Linked DNA regions of Homo sapiens: region 2 is linked to region 1. A link is an interaction called in ENCODE POLR2A ChIA-PET data of the cell type or tissue named here. Cell type or tissue: OCI-LY7. All regions are shown on one strand. Links, peaks and the distances in the headings refer to the core of each region. The heading gives the core; the rest is flanking DNA.

The links. Peaks named below come from ENCODE experiments on the same cell type or tissue, not always from the same donor. Only the 100,000 strongest peaks of a DNase experiment are listed, where the experiment ranks them.
Region 2: POLR2A ChIA-PET joins it to region 1 with 11 read pairs; 6 of 35 experiments call an interaction of 5 or more read pairs at or near these places.

The regions. Positions count from the first base shown.
Region 1 is chr6:30,643,936-30,651,935 of GRCh38, forward strand. ATAT1 (alpha tubulin acetyltransferase 1) reads left to right here. Exons shown (of 13, transcript NM_001413067.1): 11 at 1,960-2,039; 12 at 2,132-2,174; 13 at 2,534-2,886. The coding sequence ends at 2,708. It overlaps C6orf136 (chromosome 6 open reading frame 136), which reads left to right and starts at 3,198. Exons shown (of 6, transcript NM_001161376.2): 1 at 3,198-3,911; 2 at 5,623-6,024; 3 at 7,059-7,147; 4 at 7,331-7,531. The coding sequence starts at 3,297. In OCI-LY7, for the core only: no CTCF peak of the experiment used is centred there; DNase peaks (open chromatin) are centred at 3,106 and 3,846; H3K4me3 peaks cover 2,179 bases; H3K27ac peaks cover 1,287 bases.
Region 2 is chr6:30,757,462-30,772,410 of GRCh38, forward strand. It overlaps HCG20 (HLA complex group 20), which reads left to right and starts at 9,364. Exons shown (of 4, transcript NR_138037.1): 1 at 9,364-9,490. RefSeq lists silencers at 91-385, 11,674-11,853 and enhancers at 6,307-7,094, 11,625-12,824, 11,709-12,240, 12,241-12,772. In OCI-LY7, for the core only: no CTCF peak of the experiment used is centred there; no DNase peak of the experiment used is centred there.

The DNA.
Region 1 (8,000 bases), core at 1-8,000:
AACTTTTTAAGGAATTTTATCTATGGGATAAACCCCATATTCCCTCTAGTGTCTACTGGTGGCTCTAATACTGCTTTGTGCTGCCTGCCACACTTGCCCTTTGAGCCTGCGAATGGCCGCTAGTGAGCAAGCTCTGCTTCAGAGCAGTCTAGTTAGGTAGAACAGGGACTTACCAGCTTCCCAAAGGGATCTACTCACCATTGCCAAACTCTTCATTTCCACATTTTGTGTAGGTGTCAGGGAACCCCAAACTGGTGTTGCTTTGGGGTCTCTAAAGGAGATTGGCTGACACCACCATTTCCCCCAGATCCAGATTCTCTGAGGGAGGTTGTTTCTTGAGAGTAGATCCAGAGTGTCAAGGATCTGTTAGATCCTGGAATCCCTTCTTGCATCCATCCCTCCCTGGTAGCTAGGTCCCGATATACTCCTGTCTTGTGAGATTGTCGAGATGAGATGGGGGACCACTCTTCCTCTGTCCTTCCTCTCTCCTTTCCTCCATAGCAAGGACGACCTTCCCTGCTCCATGCCCAGAGTATAGCTAGATCCCTTCCCCTCCCTACCCTCTGAATGTGTGCTAGATCAGGTGCCCCACTGTGTTTCCTGAAATCCTTGGGAGCCGGATCTCCCCATCTCCCCTACTCACTCTTCCCTTTTCTTCTCTCAGTGTTGTCTGAATAAAGTGTGAAATCTTTTGTGTTTTCTAAATTGACATTTTCAATGAAAAAAAGAATCACAAAAAAAAAAGTTGTCAGCCTCATTTGTGCGTCATCCCTTATTTTCCTGGGATCTCAGGACCTCTGTCCCTCTCATTTCTCACTTCTGAGATCTGCACATCTTTTACCCAGGAGCCTCAGAGCTCCTGAGTCTGGTGTCTGCCTATCCCCATCTTCACTGTTAGTCCTCCTGCAGATTCTGTGTCTCCTTTCATGTAGGTGCTGGATCCCTGTGTGTGGGCTTCCGTATCTACTCCCTCATTCCCTCCAGGAACCTCCAGCTCTCCCCAGTGACTTCTACCCTTTACTCTGGGCGTGCCTTTGCCAAGATGTCAAAGCTTACCAACATCTCTGGATCCACTAATTACCTCCTGCCTCCTGTATTCGTCTTCCCACTCTGATTACCTGACGTCTGCTCCACTAAACCGCTGGATCTCTCTCAAGACAAACCCTTACCTCCATTGAGAGTGCAACACAGTCTGTCACCCTATTTACAGAGGCCCCCTTCCTTTTCCTCCTAAATTCAAAATTCAGCCTTGTCACTTCCTATTTCCCTCTGGTCTAAGGAATCTTTTTTTTTTTTTTTGAGATGGAGTCTTGCTCTGTCGCCAGGCTGGAGTGCAGTGGCACAATCTCAGCTCACTGCAACCTCCGCCTCCTGGGTTCAAGCGATTCTCCTGCCTTAGCCTCCCAAGTAGCTGGGATTACAGAAGTGCACCACCGTGCCCAGCTAGTTTGTGTATTTTTAGTAGAGACAGGGTTTCACCATGTTGGCCAGGTTGGTCTCGATCTCCTGATCACGTGATCTGCCCGTCTTGGCCTCCCAAAGTGCTGGGATTACAAGCCTGAGCCACCGCGCCCAGCCTGGTCTAAGGAATCTTATAGTTAAGGTAACCCTGTTTTCCAAACCAAACACCAGAGTACCCGATCCAACACATTTTTGACCACATGTGAGTCTGTTCTTCTGACATGATTTGGATCACACCTAGCCATAGATTTAACACATTACCTCAACTAGAAAGAATAGAGCAATAAATCAGAAGCACTCCAGAAAATCTTGGGTATAAAATGAACTTCCCCCGCCCTTTTCTGGGGCACAGCTTTGATTAAAACCTGTTAGGAATGATAATTACCCCCTTCTCTTTGTTCCTGTGCTATTCCTTTTACTCCTCTCCTCTGATTCCTCCATACCCACCCATCTTTCATCCAGTAGCCTCCTCCCCATCATCTCCCATTTCTTCTACAGGGGGACTCCCCCAGGTCTGGTAGCCCAAAGCTGCTGCTACAGCCGCCATGGGGGGGTGAATTCCTCATCCCCCAATACAGGTAAGTATTCACTCCTCCCTACCCTCAAATCAAGTAGGCCACATTCACTGTCTACTCCTGCCTTCCCATTCACATGCCTGATATTTCCACAGGCAACCAAGACTCCAAGCAGGGAGAACAGGAAACAAAGAATAGGTGAGGTCTAAACCCCTCCCCTAACAGCCTCCCACCACCATCTGACTCCCTTCCTAACATCATTCTCAGTCACTTCCTACTCTTAAATCTTATTGTATGAACTGGACACCAGCTCCTCCCACAATTCCTTCTACCTTACATCCTGCAAGCCCCTTTCCCCCACAGGTTCAACTCTGGTACTTCCCTTTGGAATACGGATTCTCTGAGAGGTTTTAAATTTGGACATAGCACTAATGGTTCCAGCTTCATACCCATCATGTGTCCTACATTAAAACCTGGCCCGAGACCTTGAAGAGTCTGTAATCTTAATTTCCTCTTTAGTATTCCTATAACCCACTCTCCATCTCCCCACCTACCAGGTCTGCCAGTGAGGAGCAGGCCTTGTCACAGGATGGGTCTGGGGAGAAGCCCATGCACACAGCTCCTCCACAGGCCCCGGCCCCGCCAGCCCAGTCCTGGACAGTGGGTGGGGACATACTCAACGCCAGGTTCATTCGAAACCTGCAGGAACGTCGCAGCACCAGGCCTTGGTGACCGCAGCCCCGTCAAACATCTTCAAAGTATTATTTCTCCCTCACTACAGGAAAGAGCCAAAGCCCAACCCTCATAATAGATGGATACATTCATTCATTCATTCATTCAGCAGGCTTATCAGATTCAAGTCATTTGTATCTTTTAACCAGACCAATAAAAGTATTTATTTTTATCACAAGAGCTGTTGAAAAATTTGACTCATTATTTCAGCCGCCTCACCCCTCACTGTCGTTGCACCCATTCAGCCTTCAGCCCTGTTTTTGCTCAGCTTTTTGCTCAAAGGCCTCAGCTGTGAATACAGCGCTTGGGGGGGCGGGGGAGGCTGTAACTTGCGCAAGCGCACTCAGGCAGTCTCCGAGCCCGCGGGCGCAGGCGCGCTTACAGCCGACAGAGCGCTTCAGCCGCTTCCCTCGAGCCTGCAGTGCGCAAGCGCGGGACATCTCCGTTTCCCTCCCTCAGCCCCTTCCCCCCCTACCCCCCCGCCCCGGCCTCCTTTCCCCTTCACGAAGCCGGCTCTGGGGCGCGCTCACCCCTGTGAGGAGGCCGGAGGTCGGACTCAGGAGGCTCCTTCTCCACTCCCGGAAGATCATGTACCAGCCCAGCCGGGGTGCGGCCCGGCGTCTCGGCCCTTGCCTGCGCGCCTACCAGGCTCGACCCCAGGTGAGCGGAGGAGAAGAGGGAGGGAGGAGAGGGGGCGGGGAGAGACCCTCCTCAAAGCCGGTGCGTGGGGCGGAGCGCGCGCTGGGTTCCGCGCAGGCGCAGAGACACCCGCCGCCCCTTCCCACCTGTGCCCTGCAGCGCGTGGACAGGCTAGGGGTCGCGGGAGCGGGAGGGAGGCGCTGCCGGGCCTGTCGCGCAAGGACGTCGGTCCTCCCAGGTTTGAGGGCGGTCAGGCGGGGTCAAGGCCAGGCAGCGGGGCGCGTCTGCGTTGCGCCCGACTCTCCGCGGTTACCTGTGCCTAGAGGTGATTTGAAGGGCAGGGGCCGAGAGATTCGTAGCCCTGCTGCGGCGCCGTCCCGGAGTTCCCCGGCCCAGACCAGACCCGCGGGGCGCCCTCAGCAGCCCGCCCGTCTTGCACTCGGAGAGCGGTCCTGGCAGGAAGGCCGGCCAGTGTGCACCCGGTTCGGGCCCCTGCGCCCGGGCTGGCAAGATGGCCACGCCCCCAGCAGAGACGGCGCCTCTAGGACACCATCGGGGACCGAGGTACCCGAGCGGTCCGCCCGCCTTCCCTGCAGTGAGACGATCCCCTGGGGGGTTCCTTGGGAGCGGAGGGACTCGGGTGAGGCCTAACTTTGGGTGACCTCCCCTTGCAGTTTCAACGTCGGTAAACCCAGGAGAGTGAAGGCCAGCCTTTAACTGTCTCCTGAGGTTGTGTCTGTCATTAGAGGGGCCCGAAATGATAATAGCTTCCATTTATGTACTGCTTTCTAGGTCGCTACGTTTTGTTTACATTCATTATTTCATATAGGCCTCATAACCCAGTGAGGCTTTATTGTTCTCATTTATAGGACATTTGTAGGAAGCGGAGGCATAGGGAATGAGAATGCCTAAAGTTACATGATAGAATTCAGATTCCTAGCTTCAGCTGGATATTCTTTTTTCTCTGTACATTTGCCTCGCACACTTAATCATGGAGATGTACAGGCCACAGCATTTAATCCACAGTACAATAAAACCTGTTATTCGTTAACTCATCAAGTATGTATTACATGATTCTTGCGATAAGAGAGGTGAAACTGCCCCCAGTGTTGGAATCTTTTTTTTTTTTTTTTTGAAATGGAGTCTTGCTCCGTCACCCAGGCTGAAGTGCATTGGCACCATCTCGGCTCACTGCAATCTCCGTCTCCTGGGTTCAAGCAATTCTCCTTCCTCAGCCTCCCGAGTAGCTGGGACTACAGGCTCCCGCCACCACACCCGGCTAATTGTTTTGTATCTTTAGTAGAGATGGGGTGTCACCATATTGGCCAGGCTGGTCTCGAACTCCTAGACCTCGTGATCCGCCCGCCTCGGCTTCCCAAAGTGCTGGGATTACAGGCGTGAGCCACCGCGCCCGGCCACATTTCTTTAAGATTCCAACACTGGGCCGGGCACGGTGGCTCACGCCTGTAATCCCAGCACTTTGGGAGGCCGAGGTGGGCGGATTACCTGAGGTCAGGAGTTCGAGAACAGCCTGGCCAACATGGTGAAACCCCATCTGTAACTAAAAATACAAAAATTAGCCGGGCGTGGTGAAGGGTGCCTGTAATCCCAGCTACTCGGGAGGCTGAGGCAGGAGAATGGCTTGAACCCAGGAGGCGGCGGTTGCAGTGACCCGAGTTCGCGCCAATGCACTCCAGCCTGGGCGACGGTGAGACTTCGTCTCAAAAAAAGAAAAAAAAGTAAAATGTCTGCTAGGTTTTGGGAGGTGCCGGTATTTATGTCACATAAAACAGTTTGCTCGGCTGGGCGCGGTGGCCCACGCCTGTAATCCCAGCACTTTAGGAGGCAGAGGCGGGTGGATCACGAGGTCAAGAGATGAAAACCATCCTGGCTAACATGGTGAAATCCTGTCTCTACTAAAAATACAAAAACTAGCTGGGCATGGTGGCGCGCGCCTGTAGTCCCAGCTACTCAGGAGGCTGAGGCAGGAAAATCACTTGAACCCGGGAGGCGGAGGTTGCAGTGAGCTGAGATCGTGCTACTGCACTCCAGCCTGGCAACAGAGCGAGACTCCATCTCAAAATAAATAATAAAATAAAATGGTTTCCTCCTGTTTTCAGTAGAGATGGAGATGAATCCATCCCTTTTTTCCTATAGTAATTCCATCCATTCTGTCAGGAGGAATAGGTATTGGAAGCCTGTTGAGCATCCAGGGGATCAAGGGGTGTTAGACAAGTGGATTCTTATCTTTCTCCCTTCTGTTCTTTCTCCTTAGGACCAGCTTTATCCAGGGACTCTACCATTCCCACCCCTTTGGCCCCACTCCACGACAACCACTTCCCCATCTTCTCCTCTATTCTGGTCTCCCCTGCCCCCACGCCTTCCCACCCAGCGTCTTCCCCAGGTTCCCCCACTACCTCTCCCTCAGATCCAGGCCCTCAGCTCAGCATGGGTGGTTCTCCCTCCAGGAAAGGGGGAGGAGGGACCAGGACCTGAGTTGCATAGCGGCTGCCTGGATGGGCTTAGAAGCCTTTTTGAGGGACCTCCCTGCCCCTATCCTGGGGCTTGGATACCTTTCCAAGTCCCTGGAACTGCCCACCCTTCCCCTGCCACCCCGTCAGGAGATCCTAGTATGGAGGAACATCTGTCTGTCATGTATGAGAGACTGAGACAAGAGGTAAGTCAGTGCAAAAGTGGCCTTCGTCTACAGTGGGAAGGATGTGGGTAATCCTTGGACGTACAGGGATAGTCAACTGGATTCTTTTTTGGAACCATGAGGCAGGCATAGAAATATATTATAAACATTTTCCTGAGAAAATGATGTTCCAGCCAGGCACGGTGGCTCAAAGTGCTGTAATCCCAGCACTTTGGGAGGCTTAGGCAGGTGGATCACCTGAGGTCAGGAGTTCAAGACCAGCCTGGCCAACATGGTGAAACCCCATCTCTACTAAAAACACAAAAATCAGCCAGGCATGGTGGCAGACGCCTATAATCCCAGCTACTCAGGAGGCTGAGGCAGGAGAATCGCTTGAACCCAGGAGGCGCAGTGAAAGGAGATATCTCCATTGTACTCCAGCCTAGGCAACAGAGCGAGACTCCGTCTCAAAAAAAAAAAAAAGAAAGAAAATGATGTTCCTCATTTTGGGTTAAGGGAGGTTAATCATGGGATGAGATCTTTCACTCCAAGATGGGAGTAAGGAGGCCTTAAAAATAGAAAACTGGGCCTGGCACATGGCTCACGCTTATAATCCTAGCACTTTGGGAGGCCGAGGCAGGCGGATCACAAGGTCAGGAGTTCAAGACCAGCCTGGCCAACACAGTGAAACCCCGTCTCTACTAAAAATACAAAAATTAGCTGGGCATGGTGGTGGGTGCCTGTAATCCCAGCTACTCGGGAGGCTGAGGCAGGAGAATCGCTTGAACCTGGGAGGCGGAGGTTGCAGTGAGCCGAGATTGTACCTCTGCACTCCAGCCTGGGCGACAGAGCTAGACTCCATCTCAAGCCTGTAATCCCAGCTACTCGGGAGGCTGAGGCAGGAGAATCGCTTGAACCTAGGAGGCGGAGGTTGCAGTGAGCTGAGATTGTACCTCTGTACTCCAGCCTGGGCGACAGAGCTAGACTCCGTCTCAAAAAAAAAAAAAAATTAGAAAACTGAAAAATAGGATTATCTTTTCTTTCCCACTGGGTTGATGCCATCTTCTTCCACCTAGCTTCCCAAGCTCTTCCTTCAGTCCCACGACTACAGTCTGTATTCCTTGGATGTGGAATTCATCAATGAGATCCTCAACATACGTACCAAGTGAGAATTGGGGCACAGGTAGGGCACTGGGGAGGAAAAGCACCCAAAGGTATATACATGACCCTTTTCACTTCCCAGAGAAGTTCCTAGACTGCTTCTCACAGCTGTTCCCCATTCCTTAGAAGCCAGTTTGGTTTTCTAATTCTGCCATCATGAGATTTCTTTCCCATCCCTTCTTCACAGGGGCCGGACATGGTACATTCTTTCACTGACCCTCTGCCGTTTCCTGGCCTGGAATTATTTTGCACACCTTCGTTTGGAGGTTTTACAGCTGACCCGCCACCCTGAGAACTGGACCCTGCAAGCCCGGTGGCGGCTTGTGGGGCTGCCCGTCCACTTGCTCTTTTTGCGGTTCTACAAGCGTGACAAAGACGAGCATTACCGGTAAGAGAGAAATGAGAAAGGACCCAAACTATAATCAGTTCCTTTTTTTTTTTTTTTTGAGACGGAGTCTCACTCTGTCACCCAGGATGGAGTGCAGTGGCGTGATCTCAGCTCACTGCAGCCTCTGCCTCCCGGCTTCCAGCAATTCTCCAGCCTCAGCCTCCTGGGTAGCTGGAATTACAGGCACACCATCACACCCGGCTAATTTTTGTATTTTTAGTAGACAGAGGGTTTCACCATGTTGGCCAGGCTGGTCTCGAACTCCTCACCTTAGGTGATCCACCTGCCTTAGCTTCCCAAAGTGCTGAGATTACAGATGATCTAGTCTCCCAGACAACCCTTGACCTATCCTCACTTGACTGTTTAAGGACAGGGATCCTGTTTAGTTTATGTTAATGTTAAAAAAAAAATAGAGACTGGGTATATTAGAAAAACCTCTGAGCTTCAGTTTCTTCCTATACAGTGCCTA
Region 2 (14,949 bases), core at 2,118-10,117, 120 kb after region 1:
TGAGTTTGGCATCCAGGAAGTTTGTCTCCAGAGACAAAGCTATTGACCTCAACACCTTCCTGCCTCTCAACAATCCTCATTATTAATGTTATTATTCAACCCACTGACCTAGCTCTTTTTGTCTTTGGGGTTTTACACTGCTCTGATGTTCATGTCCTTGCTTATGTCTTAAATTGAGACTCTGAATGGGTTGTGTACACACTCCCCAGGATACAGTAACCTTTTTGGGTATTCTCACCTCTGGCTGCATCACTGGCCTCTTGCCAGCCCTTGAGAACTGCCCCTAGCTCAAGCAAGGATCCTAATTTAGTAGATGAGGTCAGGGCCGGAAGATTATCTGCAGGGTGACCTATGCCCAAGGACTTACTCCCAAATACTTTTCTCAAGAGAAGGTGGTGTAACCAGAAGACACTTTAAGGTCTTGAGGCCATCCCCAAAGATCATTTGTTTCCTCAAACAGATTTTGGGCTTTTTCAGGTGAGAGACTAATCACTGAACCCACTGTCAGTATTCAGCAGTGTGCCTGATTGATATATACTAGGTACTCAATGGTTTTGACTGAATGATGAATAAATAAATGAATAAATAAAGAAGCCCAGATTCTCTTAATTTAGGTCTATGCTGTCTAATACAGTAGCATGTGGCTATTTATTTTATTTTATTTTTTGAGATGGAGTCTCACTCTGTCGCCCAGGCTGGAATGTAGTGGCATGATCTTGGCTCACTGCAACCTCTGCCTCCCAGGTTCAAGCAGTTCTCCTGCCTCAGCCTCCTAGGTTGCTGGGATTACAGGCTTGTGCCACTATGCCCAGCTAATTTTTGTATTTTTATTATTTATTTATTTATTTATTTTGAGTCAAAGTCTCACTCTGTCACCCAGGCTGGAGTGTAGTGGCGTGATCTCAGCTCACTGCAGGCTCTGCCTCCCGGGTTCACACCATTCTCCTGCCTCAGCCTCCTGAGTAGCTGGGACTACAGGCTCCCGCCACCACACTCAGCTAATTTTTTGTATTTTTAGTAGAGACGGGGTTTCTCCTTGTTAGCCAGGATGGTCTCGATCTCCTGACCTCGTGATCCGCCCGCCTTGGCCTCCCAAAGTGCTGGGATTACAGGCGTGAGCCACCGCGCCCAGCATTTTTGTATTTTTAATGGAGACGGGGTTTCACCATGTTGGCCGGGCTGGTCTCGAACTCCTGACATCAGGTCATCTGCCCACCTTGGCCTCCCAAAGTGCTAGGATTACAGGCGTGAGCCACTGCGCCCAGCTGCATGTGGCTATTTGAATGTAAATTCTAATGAGTCAAAATTTAAAATTCAGTTTCTCAGTTTCATTAGCCACATTTCAAGAGCACGATAATCCCATGTGGCCAGTGATTACCATATTTGAAAACACGGAAATAGAACATTTCCATCATTACAGAAAGATTTGTTGGACAGCACTAGGCTAGATGACAGATAGGGTGGGGGAAGAGAAAATGCTGCATTGGGAAAATGCTTGGTATAGGCTGATGGCTTTAATCTGCTTTTGACACTTTTAAAAGAGTCAAGATCACTTGTCTCTCATTAGATTGTATCGCACACTGCCCATTCAGAGGTCCAGAAACCACTTCTTCTTCAGAAATCTTGTACTGAGAAATGGAAGCCCATTTCTGATCACATACATGACCCATGCTTCTTCAGAAAGGAAGGCATGAAGTTGAAGGGGGAACTAAGACTGCTGAGTTCTTCTGTCTTCGGCCACAGGAAACTAACTGATTCATGGCACTTTGTACCCATGAGCTCATCTAGTCCTCCCAGGGCACAGGAAAGTGGTGAAAATAAGTGGCCATGGTTCACAGATTTTTCAGCTGGTAGAGGCTAGTTCCTACACTTAAAACATCAGTAGATTGTCAAATGTGTTCCAACTAAGAGCAGTGGAAGGCAGAAAGGTGTATAAAATATGGGTCTTAAGAGGTTTATAACCAAGTTAAGGGAAATTAAGAGATCAGCACATAAATATAAGTATACAAAACTGTAACTGTATCTGTAGCTATATGTGTGTGTGCATCTATTTATTATCTATCTACCTACTTATCTAATAACATAATTAACTAACATTTATTTGATATCTTAGAGCTTAACAAGTACTTTTCCTCATATGAAGACTCAGCAGATCCCCATGATGAATGTCAAACAAATGGAATGTTGGTACAGAGAGCAAGCATTCTAGGCATTCGCAGCCGGGTGAGATCACTGTGGATGGAGTGATGGGGGAAAGCTTTTGTTGAGGCAGAACCAGCAGGAATGTGGGGTAGTCACACAAACACAGATACAATTCCTGGTTTCCCTACTAGACACTTCCCAGGCTCTCAATTGCTTGTAGTTTTTGTTTGCTTTTTTTTTTTAAGACATGGTCTCACTCTGTGGCCCAGGCTGGAGTGCAGTGCCATGGTGTAATCATGGCTCGGTGCAGTGGTACTATCATGGCTCAGTGCAGTGGTGCGATCATGTCTCAGTGCAGTGGTGCGATTATGGCTCAGTGCAGTGGTGCGATCATGGCTCAGTGCAGTGGTGCGATCATGGCTCAGTGCAGTGGTGCAATTATGTCTCAGTGCAGTTGTGCGATCATGTTTCAGTGCAGTGGTGCGATCATGGCTCAGTGCAGTGGTGTGATCATGGCTCAGTGCAGTGGTGTGATCATGGCTCAGTGTAGTCGTGTGATCATGGCTCAGTGCAGTGGTGCAGTCATGGCTCAGTGCAGCCTCAACTGCCAGAGCTCAAGCAGTTCTCCCTCCTCAGCCTCCTGATTTGTTGGGACCATGGGTGTGTGCCACCACATCTGGCTAATTTTTTGACTATTTGTAGACACAGGGCCTCGCTATGTTGTTCAGGCCGGTCTCAAACTCCTGGGCTCAAGTAATCCTCCTCGGCTTCCCAAAGTGCTGGGATTACAGGCGGGAGCCACTGCGCTGGGCCCACTGCTAGTAGTTCATTTTACTTTCTAAAAGATAAAATGTTGATGAAGAGTTCTTAGTGATCCATGTTTTCTCTCCAGTCCTCCACCAAAATAACGCATTTTAAAAAAACAAACTCCCACATATTTTATAGTGATTCTACAAATGTAGAATAATTTGGATACTCTTAATACAAAATGGTTTGAGTTACCTTTATTTAATAATCCTGTGATGAGCATACAATGACATACGTCAAATAACTTACAACTCAGGCTTATATAACATCGGCTCTGCCCCAAATTCCTGCCGTGTAGAACACATAAAAATCCAACCCTGCAGTCTGACCAGTCTTGCCTAGGTTCTCCTTACATAATCATAACCACTTCCCTGCCAGGAGCAATTTTAAAATGTTCTTCTAAAGCCCTGTGCACTTCGCCTTGGCTTCCTTTAACTTTTCTTTTCTCTTTTTTTTTTTGAGAGGGAGTTTCGCTCTTGTTGCCCAGGCTGGAGTGCAATGGCTTGATTTCGGCTCACCGCAACCTCCGCCTCCCAGGTTCAAGCGATTCTCCTGCCTCAGCCTCCCAAGTAGCTGGGATTACAGTGTGTGCCACCATGCCCGGCTAATTCTGTATTTTTATTAGAGATGGGGTTTCTCCATGTTGGTTAGGCTGGTCTTGAACTCCCGACCTCGGGTGATCCGCCCACCTTGGCCTCCCAAAGTGCTGGGATTACAGGTGTGAGCAACCGCGCCTGGCCGGTTTCCTTTAACTTTTCTAAAGAGCTTCTACTTTTCTTCCTTGGCATTTGAATTTCTTTGGCTTCAAGCCACAAAAATGATTGTCCTTAACTTGAACAGAATAGATGAGTCTTGGGAGGATATTGAATAGCTCACAGAATCAAAGGAAGGCCAGAGAATCAGGCTCAGGAGACAAAGAACCAGGGTAGCTCCAGCGGATGAGGTAGCAGGAATCGACGGTGTTGTCCTGGCTACCTGCTGAAATGAGTAAGTGACAAAGGGTTTTTTCCATCCTTTCCATTTTGTTCATCATTCAAAGCCCTAGCAGAGAGAATCTGATCAGCCTAGTCTAGGTAAAGGCTAGGGGAAAAAGCACACCTTAACCATAGCTCATTAGGAATGCACACAGGTAATTCTCCAAGGAATCCAGTGACTGTTCTCAGGAGAAGAGAATGCATGCAGGATGGTCAAACCTCAGAAAATATCCACCACATTCGCATTTTCTCTTACCTCCATTTTCTACTTTTTCTAATTATCCACAACAGGGGTGACTAACATATCTTCCAAGGTTGTGAAAAATATATAGAAAAATAAATCTACCTGTATTGGAATTTTTCCCAGAAAGGATTAATGGTTGGGAAAGTTTGGCCCTACTTACCCCTCAGTGTTAAATATAAGGATTAAAGAAAATATATGCAAAATGCCTATTACCTTACTTGGCATGTAGCAAGGTTCATTAAATGTCAGTCCCATTTCACCCCTTCCCATTCACCCACTGTTGTGCTGAAGCCAGCTCACACCAGTTCATGAGAAGAATCATTATAGTTTCAGGAACTTTATGAGCCAACTGGCATAACATTGGTAGCTTGAAGTTGGCCTTTGTAGAGACAGAAAGATGTGATTGCTTTCTGCACCCATCCTGAGTCATGACCAATACTCCCATAACAAAAGACAGGCGAACAAAACAAAAGCATAACAAATTTATTTTATTTTATGTATCTATTTTTAGAAACGGAGTTTCACTCTTGCCCAGGCTGTAGTGAAGTGGCATGATCATGGCTCACCATAGCCTTAACCTCCTGGGCTCAAGCAATCCTCCTGACTCAGCCTACAGAGTAGCTGGAACTACAGGTGCAGACCACCACACACAGGTAATTTTTTGTAGAGATGGGGTTTCACCATGTTACTCAGGCTGGCCTCGAACTCCTGGGCTCAAACCATCTGCTTGTCTCATCTTCCCAAAGTGCTGGGATTACAGGTGTGAGCCCCTGTGCCCGACCAACAAATTTATTTCATCAAAGTTTTACATGACATGGGAGCCTTCAGAAATGAAGACCCCAGAAATGCTCAGAGAAAACAATTTTTTTGATTAGTTTCGATGAAGAATGGACAGCCAAGGCTGGGTGCAGTGGCTCACACCTGTAATCCCAGTACTTTGGGAGGCTGAGGTGGGAGGATCACATGAGGCCAGGAGTTTGAGACCAGCCTGGCCAATATAATGAAACCCCGTCTGTACTAAAAATACAAAAATTAGCCGGGCGTGGTGGTGTGTGCCTGTAATCCCAGCTACTCAGGAGGCTGAGGCAGGAGAATCACTTGAACCTGGGAGACAGAAGTTGCAGTGAGTTGAGATCGTGCCACTGCACTCCAGCCTAGGCCACAGAATGAAACTCTGTCTCAGAAAAAAAAAAAAAAAAGAACAGACAGTCATGTAGAAATGTGACTGAACACAGGCTGGGCACGGTGGCTTATGCCTGTAATCCTAGCACTTAGGGAGGCCAAGGCGGGCGGATCACCTGAGGTCGGGAGTTCAAGACCAGCCTGACCAACATGGAGAAACCCCATCTCTACTAAAAATACAAAATTAGCTGGGCATGGTGGTGCGTGCCTGTAATCCCAGCTACTTGGGAGGCTGAGGCAGGAGAATCGCTTGAACCCAGGAGGAGGAGGTTGCAGTGAGCCAAGATAGTGCCATTGCACTCCAGCCTGGGCAACAAGAGCGAAACTCCATCTCAAAAAAAAAAAAAAGAAAAGAAAAGAAATGTGATTGAACACAAAGTGAATGGTCGCATGGGAATAGGCTGAGGGAGAAAGCCAGCAGAGCCTGTCTGTTGGGATTCTGCTTGGTCTCTCTGTGCAGCATTCCTTCCTTCTGGATATAGGCAGGGACTCTCCAAAATAAGGGTTTTATGACCTACTATTAGAAAAGGTAGCTCAGTTTTTTTTTTTTTTTTTAATGAGCTGTGCTTATACAGAAAGGCAAAGGAAGGCTAGAGTAATAGTTCTAAGTTTTATGATTGGCTTTGGGGGAAAGACATTCTGGTTTCTTTGACCTGCCTTGGAGGAGAGAGGGGAGCAGGAGAAGGTCAGAGGCAGACTTTACTTCTCAGGTCCTTCCCATGTTCTTCTCAACTTGCCAAAACACCAAACTCTGGGGTATCATTTTCTGAGCCCCAACACCTTGATGGAAGTATTTACACCACAGAAATCGGAAATGTTGCAAGTCAGAACTTTCACCTACCCCCAGCCCTCCACTGCCTCTGAGAGTTAAACATTTACAGGCCACTGCCACATCTGCTCCTTTCTTTCCTTCACAAGTTGTGAGAAGAACCAAGTTAGCATTAGGTTGACCTGTGAGTGACAAAAACCGAATAGAACAATGGCTTCCTAGATGGAAGTCCATTTCTCTCTGACAGAAACAAAGTCCAGAGCCAGGCAGGCAGCTCGGGGCTGGGACAGCTCCGCCTTGCTGCCTCACTGTCTTTGATGCATGGCTCTTTGTGATTTAGGATGACTGCTCAGGCTCCATGTTCAGGCCAAGGGGAAAGAGAAGGACAAAGAAATACACACCCCATCCTAGTAGGTCCACAGACAGAAGTAACCCGTAACATTTCTGCTCATTTCAAATAGGTTGGAAGGAAGTCTCTCTGCCACATCTGGCTGCCAGGGAGGCTTAGAGCCCTGTTGCTTCCTGCAGGCAGCCATGTGCCCTGCTGGGGGCTGAGAAGGGGAGGACAGGGGCCGGGGGGCAGCTGAGAAGCCAGGTGGGATTCGAGAACATGTAGGGGAGAGGGAGAACTGGTGTTGGTGTGATGGGAATGAGCATAGTTTGTGGAACTCTGGGGGAGCTGACTGGAATAGAAAATTAAAAATACTGACAAATGAGGTTAAATAAACAAGGTGGAAGCCAGAGCTCAGTGAGGGACCAGGAAAGCAGACAAAAGAATCTTTATCTGCTGCCACTAGACACCGGAGGCACTGAACTTTCCAGCAGGGGAGCTACATGATCAGAGGCATTTCAGAAATGTTAATCTCACACTTAAGTGCTAGACAGATTGGAGGCAGGAGGAAAAACAGGAAGCAGCAGGGAGGTTGGAAAGGAGAATTATTTCATAAGCCAGGTGTGAGGTGATTATCGGGGAACCTGCCCCATTAGTCACGTAGGTTCTTTTCTATTTTCCTAAGCATCGGCCAGTTTGAGAAATAAAGGGACAGAGTACAAAAGAGAGAAATTTTAAAGCTGGGCATCCGGGGGAGACATCACATGTTGGTAGGTTCCGTGATGCCCCGCAAGCCGCAAAACCAGCAAGTTTTTATTAGGGATTTTCAAAAGGGGAGGGAGTGTGTGAATAGGTGTGGGTCACAGACATCAAGTACTTCACAAGGTAATAGAATATCGAAAGGCAAATGGAGGCAGGGCGGGATCACAGGACCACAGGACCGGGGCGAGATTAAAATTGCTAATGAAGTTTCTGGCACAATTGTCATTGATAACATTTTATCAGGAGACAGGGTTTTGAGAGAAACTGGTCTGACCAAAATTTATTAGGCAGGAATTTCCTCTTCCTAATAAGCCTGGGAGCGCTATGGGACACTGGGGTCTATTTCACCCCTACAGCCTCGACCATAGAAGATGGCCACGCCCAGGGGGGCCAGTTCAGAGACCCACCCCCAGGCGTGTATTCTCTTTCCCAGGGATGTTCCTTGCTGAGAAAAAGAATTCAGCAATATTTCTCCCATTTGCTTTTGAAAGAAGAGAAATATGGCTCTGTTCCGCCCAGCTCACCGGCGGTCAGAGTTTAAGGTTATCTCTCTTGTTCCCTAAACATTGCTGTTATCCTGCTCTTTTTTCAAGGTGCCCAGATTTCATATTGTTCAAACACATATGCTCTACAATTTGTGCAGTTAATGCAATTATCACAGGGTCCTGAGGCGACATACATCCTCCTTGGCTTACGAGATGACAGGATTAAGAGATTAAAGTAAAGACAGTCATAGGAAATCACAAGGGTATTGACTGGGGAAGTGATAAGTGTCCATGAAATCTTCACAATTTATGTTTAGAGATTGCAGTAAAGACAGGCATAAGAAATTATAAAAGTATTAATTTGGGGAACTAATAAATGTCCATGAAATCTTCACAATCCACATTCTTCTGCCATGGCTTCAGCTGGTCCCTCCGTTTGGGGTCCCTGACTTCCTGAACAGTGATTACATGGGGACAATGGGAATGAGGAGGAAGAATGAGAGGCATTTGCTAGAAAATGTATTCAAACTGATGGCTGGTCTGAAAGGGAGTTGTAGGCTGGGGTGATGAGAGACAGGTCTCATAGCAACAGGGTAAACAAAGTAAACTTGGCTTGGTTGGTGTTTTATTTATTATTATTATTTTTTTGAGATGGAGTTTTGCTCTTGTTGCCCAGACTGGAGTGCAATGGTGCAATCTCAGCTCACTGCAACCTCTGCCTCCCAGATTCAAGTGATTCTCCTGCCTCAGCCTCCCGAGTAGCTGGGGTAACAGGTATGTGCCACCATGGCCAGCTAATTTCTTTATTTTTACTAGAGACGGGGTTTCACCATGTTGGCCAGGCTGATCTCCAACTCCTGACCTCAAGTGATCCGCCCACCTTGGCCTCCCAAAGTGCTGGAATTACAGGCATGAGCCACGGCACCCGGCCTATTATTATTATTATTTTATTTCGAGACAGGGTCTTCCTCTGTCACTCAGGCTGAAGTGCAGTGGTGCAATCTCAGCTTTCTGCAACCTCTGCCTCCTGGGCTCAAGCGATCGATCCTCCTGTCTCAGCCTCCCAAGTAGCTGGGACTACAGGCGCATGCCACAAAGCTAGGCTAATTTTTTTTTTGTATCTTTTGAAGAGGCAAGATTTTGCTGTGTCCAGCCTGTCTCCAGGCTGGTCTTGAACTCATGAGCTCAAAGCAATCTGCCCACCTTGGCCTCCCAAAGTGCTGGGATTGCAGGTGTGAGCCACTGCACTCGGCAGCAGGTGTTTTAGATTGGGCTACCTTGAAGCAGAACCTGGGGTGGGGACTTTTGTTCAAGAGATACACTGCGGGAGGCTCTCAGGAGAAAGACTGAAGAAAACAGGATAGGGAAGGGAAAAAGGCTAAGCAAGGATGTGAGCTTCAGCCTGAGCTCATGGGGAAGCTCAGGGCAGCAAATTGCACCAGTCAATTGCACTTGGAGGCATGGGGGCTGGCGTTTTGTAGATCTGCTTTAAGGTCAGGCAGCCACTGGGAGTCTGTCCAGAGTGTGTGCAAGGGAGGAGGGCTTGGCTCCTGTTTGGCCCAGGGCAATTCTCCAGAAAAGGGGACAATTGTGTGTGGTTATCAGCTGATATTCCCAAAAGCTGGAAAGTGAGTGGACTCACTGGTGAAAAGGACCTGAGCCCAAACAGTGTCCATGATAGTGAATCCATTTTGGTTGTGTTGGATTTGAGGTGGCAAAGAAATAAGGAACTGGCATGTGACTGCGGGAAATTGGAGCTACAAGACAGGAGTTCAGGTGAAAAGATAGGACTAGGTATGTAGCTATTGGAGTGGGGGACTTCGGCGCACAGATGATAGGGTTTTTTGTTTGTTTGTTTGTGAGGGTTTTTTTGTTTGTTTGTTTGTTTGTTTGTTTGGAGAGAGGGTCTTGCTCTGTAACCCTGGCTGGAGTATAGTGGCATGATCATAGCTCTCTGCAGCCTTGACCTCCCAGGCTCAAGAGATCGTCTCACCTCAGCTTCTTGAGTAGCTGATACTACAGGTGTATGTCACCACTCCCAGCCAATTTTTTAAACATTTTTTTAGAGACTGGGGGTCTCACTGTGTTGCCCAGGCTGGTCTCAAATTCCTGGGCTCAAATGATCCTGCTGCCTCAGCCTCCCAAAGTTTTGGGATTATAGGTGTGAGCCATGGCGCAGGCCTAGATGATAGTTTAAACAAGAGGGAATTTGTATATTTGTCACTTTGGGGGTTGCTGGTGGCCTTTGAAGGAAGAGTTTCACAGCAGGACAGAGTACAAAACCATATGGTGACGTGAGGTCTAGTAATGCTTTCCACAGTTAATGTCCTTCCATTCTGACTAACTCTTAACACCTCTAGGGTACTTTCTCCTTCGACTTATGTGCTGCTCATTCTGGCTTGTCCTCTGTGTTCTGGTTATTTTTTGTTGTCCAACAAATTGCCTCAAAATTTTGTGGCATGAGACAACCCTTTATTACGTTCACGGATTCTGTGGGCCAGGAATTTGGACACACCGCAGTGGGGATGGCTTGTCTCTGCTCCATGTTATCTGGGGCTGCAGCTGGAAGACTCGAAAGCTGGGGGACTGAAATCGTCTGCAGACACTTTGCAGTGGATGCTGGCAGTTAGCTCAGGGACCTCAGGGTTTCTACCTGTGGTCTAGTTAGAGTTTCTCTTGCATAGTGGCTGGGTTGCTGTGAGGGAACCAGGCATGAACTGCTTTTTTTTTTTTTGAGGCGGAGTTTCACTCTTGTTGCCCAGGCTGGAGTGCAGTGGTGCAGTCATGGTTCACTGCAGCCTTGACTACCCAGGCTTAAGTGATCCTCCTGCCTCAGTCTCCCTGGTAGCTGGGGCTACTGCCAACATGCCTGGCTGATTTTTGTATTATTATTATCATTATTTTGTAGAGACAGGGTCTCACTATGTTGCCCAGGCTGGTCTCCAACTCCTGGGCTCAAGCAATCTGTCCATCTCAGCCTCCTAAAGTATTGGGATTACAGGTGTGAGCCACTGTGCCCAGCTGCATTCTTTTTATAACCTCATCTTTTTTTGATCTGCATCACCTCCCTCCTACCCTATTGGTCAGAGTAGTCACAGCCCCGCTCCCATTCAAAGAGAGGGAACATGGCCCCTACCTGGAGTGTCAGTCATGGGACAAGGAGAGCAAGTGGAAAGGGGCACCCAACTTTGGAAAATACCATCGGCCACACTCTATCGGAGCCTCCATTTGCTTTTTATGAGTGGCCTTCATTTATTTAGCTGTCATTGGGTCAACAATAACAGCAACTTGAGGAACCTCTTGAGGGCAGGGATCAGGCCTGTTACGTTTGTTTACTTTATCTTTATATCCTGAGCATTGGCCCAGGAATAAGTATCTGTGGAAGGACGGGATCCTTCTAAGTCTCTCATCTATTTTTCATACACGGCATCATTTAATTCTAAACTAGCTGTCATTACCATTTCACAATTGAAGAAACTGAGGCTTAGAGGCGCAAATGGTCTCTCTCAGATGACTCAGGTCTTCTGGGTTGATGTGGCTTTTATTAAGAACTTGTTGTCTCCAACAGCAAATAGCATTCCTAGGGGCTGGGGCTGTTTCTTCAAGGCCCCTGCCTCTGCACCCTGGTAGCAGCACAGGCCTAGCTGTAGGGCTGTGGACAGCGTGCCCTCGGCTGCTTACTGACTGGTTGGCATTTGATACATATGATGATTTAACATGAAGATTTAGTGTGATTTTGCATCTCTTCATGGGAGCAGGGTCAGGACCAGGTCCTGTTGCGGAATTCAGCTTTGGGGCTGGGTAGAAGACTGGGATGAAGTTGCTCCTCATCTCTGTGCCCTGGCTATGAGCAGGCAGCACCTGGGTCAGGAGTGTGAGGTGAGTGGGTGATGCTAAGGAGGGTTCAGGTGGAGCAGTCAGACTGTGCTGAGTAACTCCCCTGGAGGGGAAGGGGGACGTGGTGGAGGCAGTTCCTGGAGGCCCAGCTCAGAGCGGAGAAAGGAGCCAATTACCACCTCCTCCCAAGTCACATCCCAGCCCTGGGAATACTTCACAGGCTCCGGGGAAATCCCGGCCAAGTGGCAGAGTGGGTGGTGGGGTGCTTATCACTCATGATCAGGAGTGGGTGGGGGCGGATCTTAGAGCTTGCATCAGGCCTCAATTTTCCAACTCCTGCCTGTGATCCACCCCCGCGCCCACTGCACACCACCAACCAACCTTTGACTTTATCTCTTTAGTTGATTTCTCAGAGATTGCAGATCAGGAAGGGCCTTTGGAAACCACAGCTTCCACTTCCGCTGTGGGGGCAGAAAGCACGGGACAATCTAACCCTTTCGTGCCTGGAAAGTAACAAGGAGGACTCTGCCCTTACCAGGTTCCCAAGGTCCTGTACCAGCCCCACAGGGACTGCTGAGGGGAGCTTTTTCTCTCTGGTTCCTCATCCTCTCCTCTACTCAGGTGTAGGCTGTCCCTGCCTAGTTGGTCTGACAGTAGCTCCCTGCGACTTCTCATATCACCTCCGACTCCCCAGCCTCACCTCCACGGGCCCTGATGCACTGGCTTCGGCTGTGTCTTTTGTGAGTCATCCTTGCTGCTTTGTTCCAGCCCCACTGATGGGCCTCCTGCCCTCCCCCATGCAGGACTTAGTCACCGCTCGTGTCATCAATCCCTCTGGAATGCACCCCTCCTCCAGACACCCATGCTCCCCACATCCTTTATTATTTTGTTAAAACTAGCAATGCCCCCCCCAACCCCCATGATTAAAATAGTACATGTTTGTTGTGGGAAATCTGTAATATGCAAAATATACACAAAAGAGAATAAAAAGCACCAATAATTCCATAACCCAAATTAGCTAACATTACATTCCGGTGGATTTCCATCTGGCATTCTCCTCGCCAGAACTCCGTCCAGCTTCAGGCCTTCATGTGTGCTTATTGCTTCTTTTACCTGCAGTCATGCTCTCTGTCTCTCCCCTCCTTCAATCTGTGAGCAAATCTACTCATCCTTATTATTTTAAGGGTCATTCTTTCAGAGAAACCTTCCCTCTACCCCCAAGCTAGTCTCTTTATTACACACTCACAATACCCAGTACTTTTCCTTGTAGCACTCACCACAACTAGAAATAAATCATCATTTTTGTCCTCTTGTGTTTAATGTCTGCCTAGCTACCTGACGTAAGGTCTGTGACTGGTTTTCTTGTTTACTCTGATGGCCCTAGCACCCATCACAGTGCCCTGTACTCAGAAAACATACATCATACCCAGATGCCTTCCCGGAATAACCATGTGCCTGTCTTCCCAGCACTTACAATAATCAATTTAACAAATATAATTAATCAATTACTATGTGCCTGGCTTGGTTTCAGGTACAGGATACCAAGCAAAATGACCCAGTTCTTACCCTCGAGGAGGTCTCAGTCTTTTGAGGGAGACAGATCAGTAATGGAAGCTTTCTAATGTACAGCTAAGTAAACGGTGATCAATAGTGTTAGGTAAAGTGTGGAGGAGAGGTCCGTGAACAATCCTGGGGAGATGACACCATTGTTTTATCTTGTTAATGCATTTACTTCACAGAATCACAGGATAATGGAATTGGACGGCACCATGAGATCAGCAGGCCCATCTCTTCCTGTACAGATGAGGAAACTAAAGTGGTGAAGGGTAGTGAAGCCACTTAGCCAAAGCCATTGGGTGACAGATCTGGGAATAGAACTTGGATCTTTAGATTCCCAGCCCAGGGCTCTTTCCACTGTACCTGGGGGCCTTTGGACTCCCCCTCCCCTCTCCTCTTATTCTGTTAATCCCCAAGTCCTTTGATTTTCCCCATGAAGGTCTCTCCAATCTCTCCACTTTTCCTCATCCCCACATCACCAGGCTCTAAGCCTCCAACATCATCTCCAGCCTGAGCACCTACCCTCACCTCCTACCTCATCTCTCTGCTTCTAGTCTTGCCCTGCTCAGATGCCTTCTCCACTCTGCCGCCAAAATGAGCCTCACAGATGTACGCATGTCTGTCCCTGGCTTAGAACTCCAGTGGCTTCCCACCAGGCTTTTAGAAATATACTCAAAATTCTTATATGGTGTATTAGTCAGCTCAGGCTGCCATAACAAAATATCCTAGACGGGGTGGCTTAAACAACAGAAGTTTATTTCTCACAGTTCTGGAAGCTGAGAAGTCCAAGACCAAAGTGCTGGCAAGGTCAGCTTTATTCAGACTTTCAGAGTCCTCTTTTCTTTCTTTCTTTTATTTTATTTTATTTTATTTTTTTATTTTTTTTGAGACAGCATCCTGCTCTGTTGCCCAGGCTGGAGTGCAATGGCGTGATCTCGGGTTCAAGTGATTCTCCTGCCTCAGCCTCCCGAGTAGCTGTGACTGCAGGTGCCCGCCACCACACCCAGCTAATTTGATACTTTTAATAGAGACGGGGTTTCACCATGTTGGCCAGGATGGTCTCGATCTCTTGACCTTGTGATCTGCCTGCCTCGGCCTCCCAAAGTGCTGGGATTACAGGCGTAAGCCACCACGCCTGGCCTCTTTCTTTCTCTTTTTTTTTTTTTTTTTGAGACAGAGAGAGTCTTGCTCTGTCACCCAGGCTAGAGTGCAATGGCATGATCTCGGCTCACTGCAAACTCTGCCTCCCAGGTTCAAGTGATTCTCCTGTCTCAGCTTCCTGAGTAGCTGGGATTACAGGCGCCCACCACCATGCCTGGCTAATTTTTGATTTTTAGTAGAGACGGGGTTTCACCATGTTGGCCAGGCTGTTCTCAAACTCTTGATCTCAGGTGATCCACCCTCCTCAGCCTCCCAAAGTGCTGGGATTACAGGTGTGAGCCACCGCACCTGGCCCAGAGTCCTCTTTACTTCGTTGTAGGTGGCCGCCATTTTGCTCTGTACTCACATGGCCTCTTCGTGCATGTGGGGAGAGAGAGCTCTCTTGTGCATCCTGTTCCTTTTATAAGAACACCAGTCCCATCAGATTAGGGCCTCACCCTTAGGACCTCATTTAACCTGAATCACCTAAAAACCCTATCTCCAAATATAGTCGCATTGAGAGTTAGGGGTTCAACATACGAATTTGGGGGGACACAATTCATTCCATAGTGTAGGGTCCACTGGGCCTTTTTTGGTTGAGCCCACCTTACCAGCCTCTTCTAAACCCAACTCACCTCTCTGTCTGTACGCTTTTATATCTTGGAATTTTTTTGGTTCCTCCGACTTGTCTGGATCTCTTGTAGCTCAGGTTCCCCCTC